Linked DNA regions of Homo sapiens: regions 1, 2, 4 and 5 are each linked to region 3. The links are chromatin contacts, found by Hi-C or POLR2A ChIA-PET in ENCODE. All regions are on one chromosome and are shown on one strand. The core of a region is the stretch at or near the end of the contact, and the rest is flanking DNA. Distances in the headings are between cores, read along the strand shown. Region 1 overlaps EMP1 (epithelial membrane protein 1). Region 2 overlaps MANSC1 (MANSC domain containing 1). Region 3 has its middle 20 kb from the start of CDKN1B. Region 4 overlaps DUSP16 (dual specificity phosphatase 16). Region 5 has its middle 23 kb from the start of EMP1.

The links. A loop is a pair of places that touch in the nucleus more often than their neighbours do. ChIA-PET counts read pairs that join two places held with the same protein, here RNA polymerase II (POLR2A). Pooled maps may share reads with other maps.
Region 1: a pooled map shows a loop between it and region 3 (6-fold over the local background). The contact joins two enhancer-like sites. A Hi-C loop is called at or near these places in 2 of 168 maps with a recorded cell type or tissue (PC-9 and chondrocyte) and 3 of 50 pooled maps. POLR2A ChIA-PET finds 5 or more read pairs at or near these places in 2 of 52 experiments (PC-9 and activated T-cell).
Region 2: a pooled map shows a loop between it and region 3 (2.9-fold over the local background). The contact joins two enhancer-like sites. A Hi-C loop is called at or near these places in 4 of 50 pooled maps. POLR2A ChIA-PET finds 5 or more read pairs at or near these places in 6 of 52 experiments (BJ, OCI-LY7, activated T-cell and 3 more).
Region 4: a pooled map shows a loop between it and region 3 (4-fold over the local background). The contact joins two enhancer-like sites. A Hi-C loop is called at or near these places in 4 of 168 maps with a recorded cell type or tissue (CD4-positive, alpha-beta T cell, CD4-positive, alpha-beta memory T cell and naive thymus-derived CD4-positive, alpha-beta T cell), 3 of 37 single-sample maps with no recorded cell type and 10 of 50 pooled maps. POLR2A ChIA-PET finds 5 or more read pairs at or near these places in 17 of 52 experiments (CD4-positive, alpha-beta T cell, CD4-positive, alpha-beta memory T cell, GM10248 and 9 more).
Region 5: a pooled map shows a loop between it and region 3 (2.5-fold over the local background). The contact joins two enhancer-like sites. A Hi-C loop is called at or near these places in 1 of 168 maps with a recorded cell type or tissue (PC-9) and 2 of 50 pooled maps. POLR2A ChIA-PET finds 5 or more read pairs at or near these places in 2 of 52 experiments (AG04450 and HEK293).

What each region holds. Positions count from the first base shown.
Region 1 is chr12:13,210,683-13,213,485 of GRCh38, forward strand. It overlaps EMP1 (epithelial membrane protein 1), which reads left to right. Exons shown (of 5, transcript NM_001423.3): 2 at 787-906; 3 at 2,797-2,803. The coding sequence starts at 829. Among named protein-coding and RNA genes, the nearest start is that of EMP1, 15 kb to the left of the region's middle. Within about 2 kb of position 1,554, at least 5 of the 41 ENCODE cell types and tissues checked have a DNase peak (open chromatin) inside an H3K27ac peak, as active enhancers do.
Region 2 is chr12:12,326,640-12,329,339 of GRCh38, forward strand. It overlaps MANSC1 (MANSC domain containing 1), which reads right to left. Exons shown (of 4, transcript NM_018050.4): 4 at 1-2,700. Among named protein-coding and RNA genes, the nearest start is that of MANSC1, 22 kb to the right of the region's middle. Within about 2 kb of position 1,317, at least 2 of the 41 ENCODE cell types and tissues checked have a DNase peak (open chromatin) inside an H3K27ac peak, as active enhancers do; they include endothelial cell of umbilical vein, where a contact is called at or near this core.
Region 3 is chr12:12,735,615-12,738,314 of GRCh38, forward strand. It overlaps a transcript of APOLD1 not described here. Among named protein-coding and RNA genes, the nearest start is that of CDKN1B, 20 kb to the left of the region's middle. Within about 2 kb of position 1,302, at least 13 of the 41 ENCODE cell types and tissues checked have a DNase peak (open chromatin) inside an H3K27ac peak, as active enhancers do; they include CD4-positive, alpha-beta T cell and endothelial cell of umbilical vein, where a contact is called at or near this core.
Region 4 is chr12:12,473,787-12,476,486 of GRCh38, forward strand. It overlaps DUSP16 (dual specificity phosphatase 16), which reads right to left. Exons shown (of 7, transcript NM_030640.3): 7 at 1-2,700. Among named protein-coding and RNA genes, the nearest start is that of DUSP16, 88 kb to the right of the region's middle. Within about 2 kb of position 1,310, at least 7 of the 41 ENCODE cell types and tissues checked have a DNase peak (open chromatin) inside an H3K27ac peak, as active enhancers do; they include CD4-positive, alpha-beta T cell, where a contact is called at or near this core.
Region 5 is chr12:13,172,333-13,175,032 of GRCh38, forward strand. No RefSeq gene overlaps it. Among named protein-coding and RNA genes, the nearest start is that of EMP1, 23 kb to the right of the region's middle. RefSeq lists enhancers at 126-175, 1,381-1,430. Within about 2 kb of position 1,364, at least 21 of the 41 ENCODE cell types and tissues checked have a DNase peak (open chromatin) inside an H3K27ac peak, as active enhancers do.

The DNA.
Region 1 (2,803 bases), core at 304-2,803, 480 kb after region 3:
CTTTTAAAGCCCCCAGAACCATCACATTGAGCTGTGGAAAATATGACTCTCTGCCCAGACCAATGGCAGGCTTCCTGCCATGAGGCACACAGAGCCCAAAGGCTCAGGTGTAGTAATACTAGTCTGAAATGCTCAGTCACAGGGTGACCAGACCATTAAACTGTAATTAGGTTGTTATAATTATTGAAAACCAAACAGCATTATAATAATAGAATTGTGCCTCTCACATTTTATATCTCGCCCAGGATCATATTAGTAGCCTATTCAGTATATGGGCATTGAGTAATAGCTGCTATTCTTCAGAAGGCATTTACTTCTATTAAAAGTGCTGGGTGAGCAATTTGATGAAAGCATGGACATTTTCCTAGTGGAAAATGGACATTTATATGACATTGTTCAGAGACCTGGAAATTATAAAGGCCTACTTCTTTGAAAATCAAAGTCCTATTTTTAACCTCTAAAACACAAACAAAATAAAATACGAACAGTTATCATAAAATGTTCTTGTTCCTTTTTTGAAATAGAATGTATTAGAGAAATGAATATGTAAATACCCAAGAAGAAACCAAATTCTGTTTCCATGTAGGTATGTATAACTGGATGAATAGGCACTTAGGCAAATCAGAACTAGGTTACAGGGGTGTTTTCAGGAATTTATGATTAGATTGTGATGGTTTTTAGTGCAGCTCTTCCTCATGTTAGCAGATAGCCCACACGTGTGGGAAAGCTGAGTCGTCTTATTGAATCTGACAGTAACCGTTTTTGTCCCTTTCTTTTTCTTTTCAGAACTCTCTTTGCTCACAAGTTACCAAAAAAAAAAGAGCCAACATGTTGGTATTGCTGGCTGGTATCTTTGTGGTCCACATCGCTACTGTTATTATGCTATTTGTTAGCACCATTGCCAATGTGAGTAATGTTCTTTTGTTCATTCATTCATTGAGAAATCATTCGAATATTTACATCAAGTGCACAAAAGAAGTTTAAGCCACAGCCCTTGCCCTTCATGAACTTACAGCTCAGTTGTGGGAAAACAAAATAAACACACGCTTGCCCTTCAAACAATTAAATAACAGGAGGATAAAAGTGAATGTCCACAGGAGTAATCCTGCCAGAGCTGTAGGTGGTTAAGGGCTGGAGGATCTAGTGCAGCTTCTTCGGTCTCTAGAAGAGCCTTCCCAGCAGCAGGGGTGAGTGGAGCTTGAGGTGAACCTGGAGGAGTGGTAGATGGCTGAGGTTTCTCTTAGTGAAAGAGGGAAGGTGGAAGGATCATAGGGATGCATTCAGGTGGGAGTGCTAGCAAAGGAGCATATGTAGGAAGGACAAGCTTTGGTCAGAGGATAAGGAGGACACACACCTATGTGGCTGGAGCCGAACTTCCCCTCCTTCTGAGAAGCTTGATTAGAAGGATAGATGGGAAGAAGAGGATGCCAGACTGACAAATTCAAATTTTGAGCAAAGAGTAGCATGTGAAAGTGGAGTTTTGCAAGATTAACCCAGTGCCACTGAATTAACTAACTCAGACAAAACGAGAAAAAAAAAATGGAGGTAGTGTCTTTTCTCTCTGAACCCTGGGCTACTCTGACCTCTAGTGGTGGCTTACAGCGCCCAATTTGCTTTTACTTGTGCTTTTCTCAGAAAAAAGCCAGCTCCTTGGACCTAAAAACCAAGGCCACCAATCACTAGGCAGGCAAACCATGGTTTCAGAATCTGTTTAGGTCCCTATCACAGTTAAAGTATAAGTGAGTTTTAAAGTTCAGATAGAAGAGCTTTGCAAACATTAGTGGGTGTGATCATAAGCAAGGCTAATTAAGAATAACTGTGATAAGACAACCCCCGCCCACGTGACCTCCTTGTTTTGTAATTTAGCCATTCTATATGTCAACTCCTATATCTATCCAGATAAATCTGATAAGCTTCTTCAAAGTGTATTAATGAGCGCCAAAGCGCTGCGTATCTGTGAATTACCAGCCCCTAATATAAGGCTAGGCACACAGTTGTTTATTGAATGAAGAGCAGGGATTGGCGTAGGTGATGCATGTTCCCGGCCCCACCTTTCCAGTGTGTGCATTTGTGTGTGTGTAGACAGGACACTGCACTTGTTTTCTCTTCCAGAAGGATAATTCCTTTTCTTGGGCCAGGCAGGAAGGGATGGCGGCACCATGATCAGTCTGGGGGAATCCATTCAGGTCACCCTTCAGCTTTTAGTAGCCCCTACAGGAAAGCACTTGCTGTAGTATTTTACTATCAAATTACTTTGCATGTTGTGACAGTCAAGTTTGATCCTTCTGTTTAGATGAAAGTGGCTTATTAACCACTAGATTCATTGTTATTTTCCCAGTAGGTCTTATGTTTCTTAATTGTTTCCAGTTGGACATTTCACTTTTTTCCTGGTTAACCAGGGACTTAAATGAAACAATCTTGTTAGAGTATATGAACTGCACATACCTAAGCCAGTTTCCTCATCCTGGACTTCTGTTTCTCAGAACCTTAGAATTTTAAACCACTGTGGTTGAGTTACTTCCATTTTTGTTAAGTCGTGAAGAATGTGGAGCCCAAAGAGGGCTAGGTGATTTCTTTCTGGGTTTCACATTCTTCTGTGTCTCTTCTCTTGGCAACTTTGTGAACTTCAGTTTTAATCGGACCTTATTTCCGCCCACAGATAAGCTGCATAGCCATAGTTATAGCTAAATAGAATGTCTTTATTAAAATCTGATCCCGATGCAAGCTGATTTGTTATTTTATTTTTAAATCAGAGGGCCAGCTTTCAATTAACATTTTCTTTCCTTCTGGTTTCAGGTCTGGT
Region 2 (2,700 bases), core at 67-2,566, 410 kb before region 3:
GAGATGGGCTCTCGTTCTGTCGCCCAGGCTGGAGTGCAGTGGCGTGATCATGGCTCACTGCAGCCTCGACCTCCTGGGCTCAAGTGATCCTCCCACCTCAGTCTCCCAAAGGGCTGAGATTACAGATGTGAGCCACTATGTGCCTGGCTAAGAGTAGCTTATTTTTATTTTATTTTATTTTATTTTTTTGAGATAGAGTCTTGCTCTGTCGCCTAGGCTGGAGTGCAATGGAGCGATCTTGGCTCACTGCAACCGCCCCCTCCCGGCCTCAAGCAATTATCCTACCTCAGCCTCCCAAGTAGCTGGGATTACAGGTGTCTGCCACCATGCCTGGCTAATTTTTGTATTTCTGTAGAGATGGGGTTTCACCATGTTGGCCAGGCTGGTCTAGAACTCCTGACCTCAGGTGATCCACCCACCTTGGACTCCCAAAGTGCTGGGATTACAGGCGTGAGCCACCACGCCTGGCCAAGAGTAGCTTTTTAACCTAGGTCAGTATCGTGTTGGTAAAATACGGAGAGAGGATGTTTGAGCAGAAGGACCTACCTCATCTTCTCACCTGTTCTAGGCTGCTACCTTCTCTTTCTACAAACCAAAGGAGGGGGCTCATAACTCAATGGGCCTTGTGGGAAAGGCTAACCAGACTAGTCACTGCTGAATTCCTCTAAGGGATTCCCCTACCCTGACTGCCCTTGCCACAGTTGCACCCACCATCCTAGGGGCAGTAAGTAGAGAGAGCTGTGTGAGAAGAGCACTCTTTCCACTCCAGATGTCCCCTACAACCTATATCCTCACGGCCACTAACAGTTTGGGCCCGTAGCATCACTCATCTGGACCGCTCCCATGTGGTCTCCCCATCACAACAAAGACTGCAGCAAGGTGGACAGAGAACTCCAAGAGAGCCAGGAAAATACCTTTATAAACCATCACAGAAAGCCTGATTTCCACTCGCTAAATCCATTAATAAAGAGAGGAGAAATTTTAAAATTCCAAGGCACCTGGTTACTAATCTGATTCTGGCCTACATGTGGATATTCAATAAATACTTGTTAAGTTAAATTGACTCAAGGTTTTATTTATTCAGCCTACTTAAAGCTTATGTAAACCCCTTGGAGATTTGTGTCAAGCTGTTAAGTTGGAAAATATAAGAAAAGTAGTATTTTCAATAGACCAGCTTTCCTCTTAATGTACTTTATGAACTTAGTGTAAACCAGGGAAATGGGGGAGGGGTACCAGAAGAGCAGAGGGGAAGGAGGTGAGGAGGAAGGAAGAGGTGAGGAGGAAGGAGAAGAAAAGCCTTTTCTGTCATTTCCTGCATTTGTCTTAATTGCTGTACTTATTAACCAGCTACTGCCCTCTAGTGCTCACTGTATTAAGTTCGCATCTGAATTCCATTTTTATCTTTAAAAACTCTGGTGACACTTGGAAGGGATCAAATTTCCTGTTTTGCAGATAAGCAAATTGAAGTCCAGAGGAAAGAGGTATCAAACTGACCCAGGGGACTTCTGGACTCTTTGTTACCTCACCTATAACTTGTCTGGAAAACTTTATTAAAAGCCTTTCTCAGAAATTTTAATTGGTAACCAGTAAAAATTGTAGCATCATGTTAGTGCTAGTTATTATTATTATTATTTTTGAGACGGAGTCTGGCTCTGTTGCCCAGGCTGGAGCGCAATGGTGCAATCTGGCTCACCGCAACCTCCGCCTCCTGGATTCAAACTACTCTCCTGCCTCAGCCTCCCAAGTAGCTGGAACTACAGGCGCCCGCCACCACGCCCGGCTAATTTTTTGTATTTTTAGTAGAGGCGGGGTTTCACCGTGTTAGCCAGGATGGTCTCGATCTCCTGACCTCGTGATTTGCCCATCTCGGCCTCCCAAAGTGCTGGGATTACAGGCGTGAGCCACCGCGCCTGGCCTGTGCTAGTTATTATTTCCAATGTTGTTCTAAATTAAGCTTAGACTGATTGCTGGTCAATTTAAGTAAGGATATAAAATAATAGTGGTACATTTTTAACTTAGTACAAGTTTAGAAAATGTCTATAATACTTCTTTAAAAAGTTAACTAGAGGCCGGGCACGGTGGCTCACGCCTGTAATCCCAGCACTTTGGGAGGCCGAGGCGGGCGGATCACAAGGTCAGGAGATCGAGACCATCCTGACTAACACAGTGAAACCCCGTCTTTACTAAAAATATAAAAAATTAGCTGGGCGTGTTGGCGGGCGCCTGTAGTCCCAGCTACTTGGGAGGCTGAGGCAGGAGAATGGCGGGAACCCAGGAGGCGGAGCTGGCAGTGAGCCGAGATCGCGCCACTGCACTCTAGCCTGGGTGACAGAGCAAGACTCTGTCACACACACACACACACACACACACACACACACACACACACAAGTTAACTAGAACAGATCCCAAGTGGATATGGCCATTTATCAGAACTGACTTATCATTGTCTCCATGTGGGCTAACATTCCGCTAGATTCTCCCAAGTGAAGCTCTTTGCTCACTGATGGGAAAAAGGGGGGGTTGTCATTTTAACGTGGAACGCATATTTTCACCACATAATCATTTTGCTAGTGGAAATAAATGGAAAGTTATCCAGCTGGACATGCTACTTATGAGAACACTACTGAGTAACAAAAGATTTATTCAAATATTTAATTGGAAGGAACTACATCTGGAATAAGTTTTAAAGGAATCCATATA
Region 3 (2,700 bases), core at 52-2,551:
AAGCCACTGGATAATTTAAAGGTGACTTGGCAGGCACAGTGGCTGATGCCTGCAATCTCAGTGCTTTGGGAGGCCAAAGTGGATTGCTTGGGAGGCCGAAGAGGATCATTCGAGGTTAGGCATCGAAGACCTGCCTGGACAATGTGAGGCCTCATTTCTACAATAAATAAATAAATAAATAAATAAGCCAGGCATGGTGGTGAGCACCTGTAGTCATACCTACTTGGGAAGCTGAAGCAGGAGGATCGCTTGGGCCCAGGAATTCACAGTTTTAGTGAGCTATAATCCACCACTGCCACTCAGGCCTGGGTGACAGAGTGAGATCTTGTCTCTAAACTAAAATAAAATAAGCTCACACCTGTAATGTCAGCACTTTGAGAAGCTGAGGCAGGTGGATCACTTGAACCCAGCCTGGGTACCATGGCAAAACCCCATCTCTACTAAAAATACAAACAACTAGGCTGGGAGCAGTGGTTCATGCCTGTAATCCCAGCATTTTGGGAGGCTGAGGCGGGTGGATCACTCAGGAGTTCAAGACTGGCCTGGCCAGCCTGGTGAAACCCCGTCTCTACTAAAAATACAAAAAATTAGGTGAGCGTGGTGGTGTGTGCCTGTAATCCCAGCTACTCGAGAGGCTGAGGCAGGAGAACTGCTTGAACCCAGGAGGAGGAGGTTGCGGTGAGCCAAGATCACGCCACTGCACTCCAGCCTGGGCAATAAGAGTGAGAGTCTGTCTCAAAAAAAACAAAACAAAACAAAAAAACTAGCTGGGCATGGTGGTGTGCACCTGTAGTCCCAGCTACTTGGGAGGCTGAGGTGGGAGAATCACCTGAGCCTGGGAGGTCAAGGCTATAGTGAGCCATGATCACGCCACTGCACTCCAGCCTGGGTGACAGACTGAGACCCTGTCTCAAAAGAATAAATAAATAAAATAAAATAAGAGAGTGACTTGAGCAGCTTCAAATAAATTTTATTGTTTCCTCACTTTATCTAATATTAATTGAAATCCTTAGTCTTATGTTGGGGTTATCCCAATAGGACGTGGGAAAGAAAGTTCAAGCTTTCGCCTTGATAGTTCTCCATGATGCTGCTTAACATAAACAATCGAGTTTTCAAAAACCAAAACTCTTGATTTCATTAAGTAAGGAGGGTGTAATGTGTAGTGCTTGGGCCGTTAGAGGGGATGTGGTCACAAGTGGTATATCTGAGGCTTTTGAAGGAGTGCATTCAAGGAAGAGCCCTGCTTGGTGTCAGCTACTGAACCAGAGATCCGAAGAAGTGGACCTCGCCAGCCTCCTGCTCCACCCCGCTACCAGTCTTAGCTGGAGCTCCCTTTTCTTTGTCATACTCAGCCAGTTGCTCATTGCTGTTTTAGAGTCTGGCCCATGTTTTGCTCTTTGGCTGTGCGATTGGCGTGAATCTTCTAAGCAAATGAATAGCTTAGAGGTGAATACTGAATCTTTTGCTTCAAGTAGCTCAGCATTTTTGTCTTTCATTTTTACTAAGTGACTAGATTCAGTATTCGAAGATGTTTTGGCCAAATGATTCATTATTTATTTGGCTTTAGAAAGAGACTTCAAAAGGATAATAGAAATAAACAACCCAGAGGTTTTTTTTTTAAATTGAAGATTAATAAAAGAGAGACCTCTGCTGGCTACAGTGGGGTAACAACCTAGAGTTGGCCACTGACTCCACAGGAAGCTATAATGGCTGTGACCCACCCCATACGCTTTTACAGTTGTCAGCAAATTGATCACTATTTGTTCACTTCTTCAGCAATCAACTCAAGTTCTTTTGGAGTTCATTGAAGTGAGGTATAATTCCCAGTCCAATCACCACTGTTTCTGTTTCAATCTTTAGGAAAAGTATTAGTCTTTTATATTTCTCGAACATAATAGCTTTACATATGAGCCCCTGCCAAACTGAGACCTGAAATAATTCCTGCATCTTACCTTCTCTGTTTCCTTTCCCCTTTTTTGCCTCCACCTCTCCTCCTCCCCTTCTCCAGTAAAACAAAATAAAACAAATCTACACTCAAGAGAGAGTACTGATAGAAAGTGAGAAGGAGGGAGCTGGGCGCTTATCTTTGGCATATCCTCAGCTGAGGATCCAAGCTGGGGGGCCCAGGGTTGGTGTTAACTACCTGAGTAGAGCTGTAGTTCCTACTGATGTCTTCCGTGGGATTTGTTCAACCGTGGGAATGTGGCTGCACGATAGTGGAGCAAGATTCAGTGAATGCTTCAGAATATGGAGGGTCGTTATCTAGGGGGAGGAAGGGGACTGAATGTTCTCTTGAGACCTTTTGTTGGCAACAACAATAATGAGTGCCTACTATGTGCCAGGCCCTGGACTAAGTACCTTAAATACCTTAATTCTGTTTCCTGCTTTTCTTCTCTCTTCACAGTCTTAAGAATGTCTTTCTATGAGAAAAACATTGAATATATGTAAAGAACTTACAACAAGGCCTGCATAAAGTAGTAGCTATGCATGTGTTCACTATTTTATTATTATGTTTTTACTCTGGAATATGCTGCCACTCCTACACATGAGGAGAGGCTCTCCCCATACTCACCAGAGCAAGCAAGTCCTTTTTTTTTTTTTTTTTTTTAAGACACATGGAGTCTTGCTCTATTGCCCAGGCTGCAGTGCAGTGGCATGATCATGGCTCACTGCAGCCTCGACCTCTTGGGCTCAGGCAGT
Region 4 (2,700 bases), core at 60-2,559, 260 kb before region 3:
GTGGCAAGGACAAAGGACAGCTCTTCAACAATTGCCCTTCCTGTTTTTCCTGTAGGAATCGTAACATCATTTACATGTTATATCGAAATGGGCCATGTGTGTGTAGCTGGCCTTTTTTTTCCTACCATGTACTTGTGTGTTCTGGAATCAGTCAGCTAGAAAATATTTACCAAGTGTCTTAGGCTTTTTCACTGTAGTGTGCATTTAACGTACACAGTAAAGAATGAAGGCTGGCACTAAACTGTTAGCTAATCATCCGGTGTTCCATGTGAATGACAGAACACGGAATAAACCTGATGACACCACCACTTTATTTTGAGCTAAATCCTCATTTAAGTGAGAACAGGACAGGTTTCACCACTGCCTCCTTTGGCAACTTGAGTGGTGGTGTTCCCACCGAGTTTATGGCTGCAAAGATAGGTCTTTTCTCGTATTTATGTATAAACAGGTACCAGTTTTGATTTTATTTAATCATTTCATACATTAACATACATGACACATCAAAATGAGAAATGCACAGTTTAACCGTTCAACAGCTGGCCTTACTTCAAAAGAACACTATATTCATATTAAACATTTACAGTCTTTCCATCTAACTTTACACATGTCCTAAATCATTTTCCAGCACTTCTCACATAGAAGTCTAGTTTTGCTCTTTAAAATCACCATCTGTATCACCCCTAGTAGACGCGAGGGTTTCCCCAATTACATGCTGAAGAGAGCCAGCCACCACCCCACCTAAAGACATCCAAGCAGCTCCAGAGCCTGCCTCCGAGGCCACCCCTTCGCCACGGCAGTCTCGATTCCAAGAACTGATTATCTGACACTAGTGAACCAGCACTAAAGGCTGTAGGATGTGACTACATCACAGTTCCAGAAGGAAGGGGGACCATGGCCAAGAGAAGCCCTAAATGACAGAAGCTCATTAAAACCAAGTCCCCCAAACCTCCTGAAACATCGTTAGCAAGGAGCTACTGCTTTCCTTTCTTAAACATGTTTTGGGCATGACCACACTCTGGAAGTGGTGAACTGTTACACATTTGGTGTGTGTGTACATAACATCAAAAACTACTGTGTGAAACTTGAGAATGTCTGATTAAAGATTTCAATGTATATCTAAAAACTAACTCAAATCGTTGACCAGCACTTTCCCAGTATCATAACAATGCGGCTGACCCTCTTCTGCCTTCACTTTACACCCCATCATAGCACATTATTTGTGCACAACTAGTGAGGTCTGTGCGGCTCATCATCCCCATAACCAAGTCGGTCTGTGTTGAGTCATATCATTCTGTGCTGGTTTTAGAAGTCACCATAGGAAACATGAAGTCACATCCTGGTCAAAAAACTGTCCATTTCTCAAAAACAGAGAAAAACCTGAGATACGAGGCAGCAACTAGCGACACTTACAGGAAGGGAAAGAACAATGACAACACCCGCCCAGCCCCACCCCCAAAAAGCTGCTGTTGTGAATTAAGGCTTCAAAAGAGGACCCACATTGTAGCTGATAAAACTCAAGCCAGGAGGATGTTTGAAAGCCAATCTGCACTATCACTTGTTCCAGTGACCTCCTATGTTCAGCTGCCAGGACCGATTCCATACAGTGATTGTAGGTTGAGGACTGAGGACGCCCCTTTGCTCTCGCTCCATTTTGATTTGCTTTTTCCACTGAAGACACGCCGGCCAGCGTTTCCAAAAACAGCTTGGCCATGGCTTTGCACTCTATTCACAACTGATCAAAACTCAATGGTCTTCTCAGCTTTCTCAACCGTTTTATTCTGAATATTCCTTCCTCACTAAAGCCTCTCTCAGCCCTACTAGTAAATGTGAAAGTCTGAGGCAATCATAGAAACATCAGCCCCATCGCATGCCGAGGGGATAAAAGCCACTAAGGAAACAGGTTTCCTGCTTCTCCTCAGCAATTTGTACCTTTCTTAATCTTCCCATAATTTACCTCCCTAGGAAGTTTCCTATAAAATTCTGCCATATTATTACATTTTACCAACTGTATCCATGCAGTGAAGCAGAAAGGGCAAAAACATCTGCTTTGGCTGAGAATTTGAAGGTGCTGCTGCTCTGCTACCAACCCAAATAAATTCACATTTGGCTTGAAACCAAGTTCATCTTTATTTAAAGGATTGACAATCCCATTTTAAACAATTCTTTGATTTACAAAGAGGGAGGTAGACTCGTTAGCCTCCCAACCTTAGCTTAAATCGTGATGTTGCCAGGTTCCTGGTGGTTCAGCTGAATCCTAGACAGTTTCCCTTCTCTTCATAAAGCTGAGAAGAAAAAAAAATTATCTCCATCTAGGCCCACGGGAATTTTGTGCATAGACAGTTTGAATTGGTCTGAAAAGTGTGACTAGCTACCTACCTATTCACAATGCCTAGAAAATGGGCTACCAGATATGGTAGTGGTCAAAGCCCCGACTTTCCTGTCTGAGGTACTGGGTTTGCTCTAAGGTAGACCTTGGCAAGGCCCCTAATGGTCCGTCCAGCAGAGTGATGCTCGTGTCCCTCGGCTGTCAGGTGAGCGTGGGTTTGTGAATCAGCTTTGGATAGGATCATTTCTCTTGGATTTACCACTAGGCTCTGTCCCTAACAGGGTCTACCTACCTGACCCCCAAGCTGGCTCAGTCTCAGCGCTAAGGTGTACTATGGAAGGGTCCGGACAAAGACTAATATTTGAGATCTCTTA
Region 5 (2,700 bases), core at 114-2,613, 440 kb after region 3:
CTTCACACCCAAGAGGCTGGCGTGACTCCTGCCTTCCGGCAGAAGAGGGTAAAGGTGGAGATGAATTGGCCTTTCTGCGTTTCAGAAATGTGAATTTCATTTCCTTCCACACCTCTCTGTCCAGTGGCTGGGCTTGAGAATTAGAGTCGACCCGGCAAAATGACAAATTCACTTGTTAGCAGAGGTTGAATTTTTTGAGTTGGGGCCCATTTCTCTAGTACCAAACATGATCTGGGGACTCGCAGCATGGACAGCCTCTGGGAGCTTGTTAGGAATGCAGACCTCAGTCCCATCCCAGACCACCGAAACAGAAGCTGTAGTTTTTCAGAATGACTGGGTAATTTGCATGCATGCTGATCAAATACTGTCGATTCGGTCTTGTGTTCTTGAGACTTCTTCCTTTCTCCTGCTCAGTGGGGCGTCATGGAGTCCTATGTTGGGGTCTTTCATGGGTTTACGGAGAGATGAGTGAGCAAATGCAGAGACTGTCTCAGCCTGACACAAACCCCTTCCCCTTTCTCCATCTATCCTTACCCTACACAGGTATGAGACAAGGCATGTCCAGATATGTTACCTCCCTTATCCTCACACACTCCTGTGTCTATTTTTAAACAACGAATCCCAATTTTATTGATGAAGAAATGACCTAGGTTGTTGAAACTTACAGAGCTTCAATGGACTCGCCCTGGTGATTACTGAACAGCTTGCTTTCACCTTCCTTTGGTATGTGTCCTAGGCTAGAAATTCTGTCCTTTTAAACACGTAGCTCCAAAGAGTCATTATTGAAAAAAAGCAATCAGAAACAGAATGTTGGGTTTGGTTTGAGTCATAAATTCCACCATGTAGGGATGAAATTAAGGACTTTTTCCTGAGCCTCTGCAAATGATTCCAGTAGTTCAGAGGCCCTTTTGAACAAGAGGTTACATGGATTGGGTTTCAAAGAAAAGAATGTCGAAAGACATCTTCCAGCTGAGAATGGGCTCCAGATGTGAGCATTGCTCTTCCAGATGTGTGGACGAATGGAGCGGGACTGAGATGCCTCACATGTCTGCAACATGAAATGGAAAATCCTCTCTCAGCCACAGGGGAAAGTAGGACAGGGGGAAGACAAATGGAATCCAAGTTAAACTCTTCAAGGTGGGGCCAGACTAACTCTAAGAAATCATTCCCAGGTGGGCTGATATTTTACGTATGCAGTATGTGTAGAGGCCACACCTCAAACTGTGCTGCTGAGCAGAAACTCAGAAGGTATTGTGTCTGCAGGAACTCACTCTTCTCAGACCTGCATAAATCTGATTCAGCCCCTTAGAGGAGCCTCACTGAGAACTGTTGAGACTACAGGCAGATCAAGCAGGACAGGCGGCGAGACTTACTCAGCGGAGCTGAGAACAGAGCCCAGAATGCGGAAGGGGAAGGAGCCAGGAGTCACACAGTCCTTTCTTTCTTCAGCTTCTGAATCAGCAACTCATTCTCTCGGGGATCGCTGGGTTTGTTTCTTTACAATGGCTAGAAGGTCCCATGTTTCTCAGATGAGTAAATTTGAAACCACAGAAAACTGAGGCCTTGTGGCCAAGTCCTCTTGGTTTGTCACATCTCTGAAAATCTGAGCCATTGTCAAACTCCTGGCTGCAGGGAATTAAACCCTTTATTTCCCTCTGCCAGCATCTTCACCTTCTCCAGGAAGATCTGCCAAAGGACTGCTCCAGGTGCAGGTCCACCCACCTCCCCACTTTCCCAAACCTTCCTCCTTTTCCATTTAGAGACTGTCCCTGAGTCCCAATTTCCATGTCACTCTGGAAGTGTGAAAGTGATCTTTATTCCCCATACCTTCTCTATTTTTAAGCAACACAGTTAACTCACTCTGTACTGGTTCAGCTGGTGAGGATCCATATTTTTATTTTCCCCTAAGAGTTCCCAGCCTCTAAACAATACATTCTGACAAAACAGGTTAATTTAAGTTGCTAATTATTTACATTATTAAAACATTATTACATTTGCACATGTAATAATGTCTACATACTGATTACACACACACACACACACACACACAAACCTAAACTGGCATAATCCCTGGTTAATATGCTAATAATAAAATTGATGATTACTAAGTTGAAAAAGTTAATTAGCTGTCTTCTGTTTTTGTATGTGGGGCCTAATCCTCCCTGTGATCTTGGGCCCAACACATTTCTCAAAGGCCACACCAGTCAGAAGGTAGATTTTCCAGTTGGAAGGTATTGAGAGCATTGCAGGGGTAAACCCAGTACCAGTCCACCCTGGGAGGACATATGTCATTATACTGAGAATCAAGTATCAGGAAGTATAGTATCATCATCATCATCATCATCAATCAATGACTAACTGTGAGTTTATTTCCTTTTGTTTTTATTTTTTAATTTTAATTTTATTTTTTTCTGAGACGGGGTCTCAGTCTGTTGCCCAGGCTGGAGTGCAGTGGCGTGATGTTGATTTACTGCAACCTCTGCCTCCTGGGTTCAAGCAATTATCCTGCCTCAGCCTCCCGAGTAGCTGGGACTACAGGCGTGCACCACCATGGCAGACTAATTTTTTATATTTTTAGTACAGACAGGATTTCACCACATTGGCCAGGCTGGTCTTGAACTCCAACTCCTGACCTCAAGTGATCTGCCCGCCTCAGCCTCCCAAAGTGCTGGAATTACAGGCATGAGCCACCGCACCCAG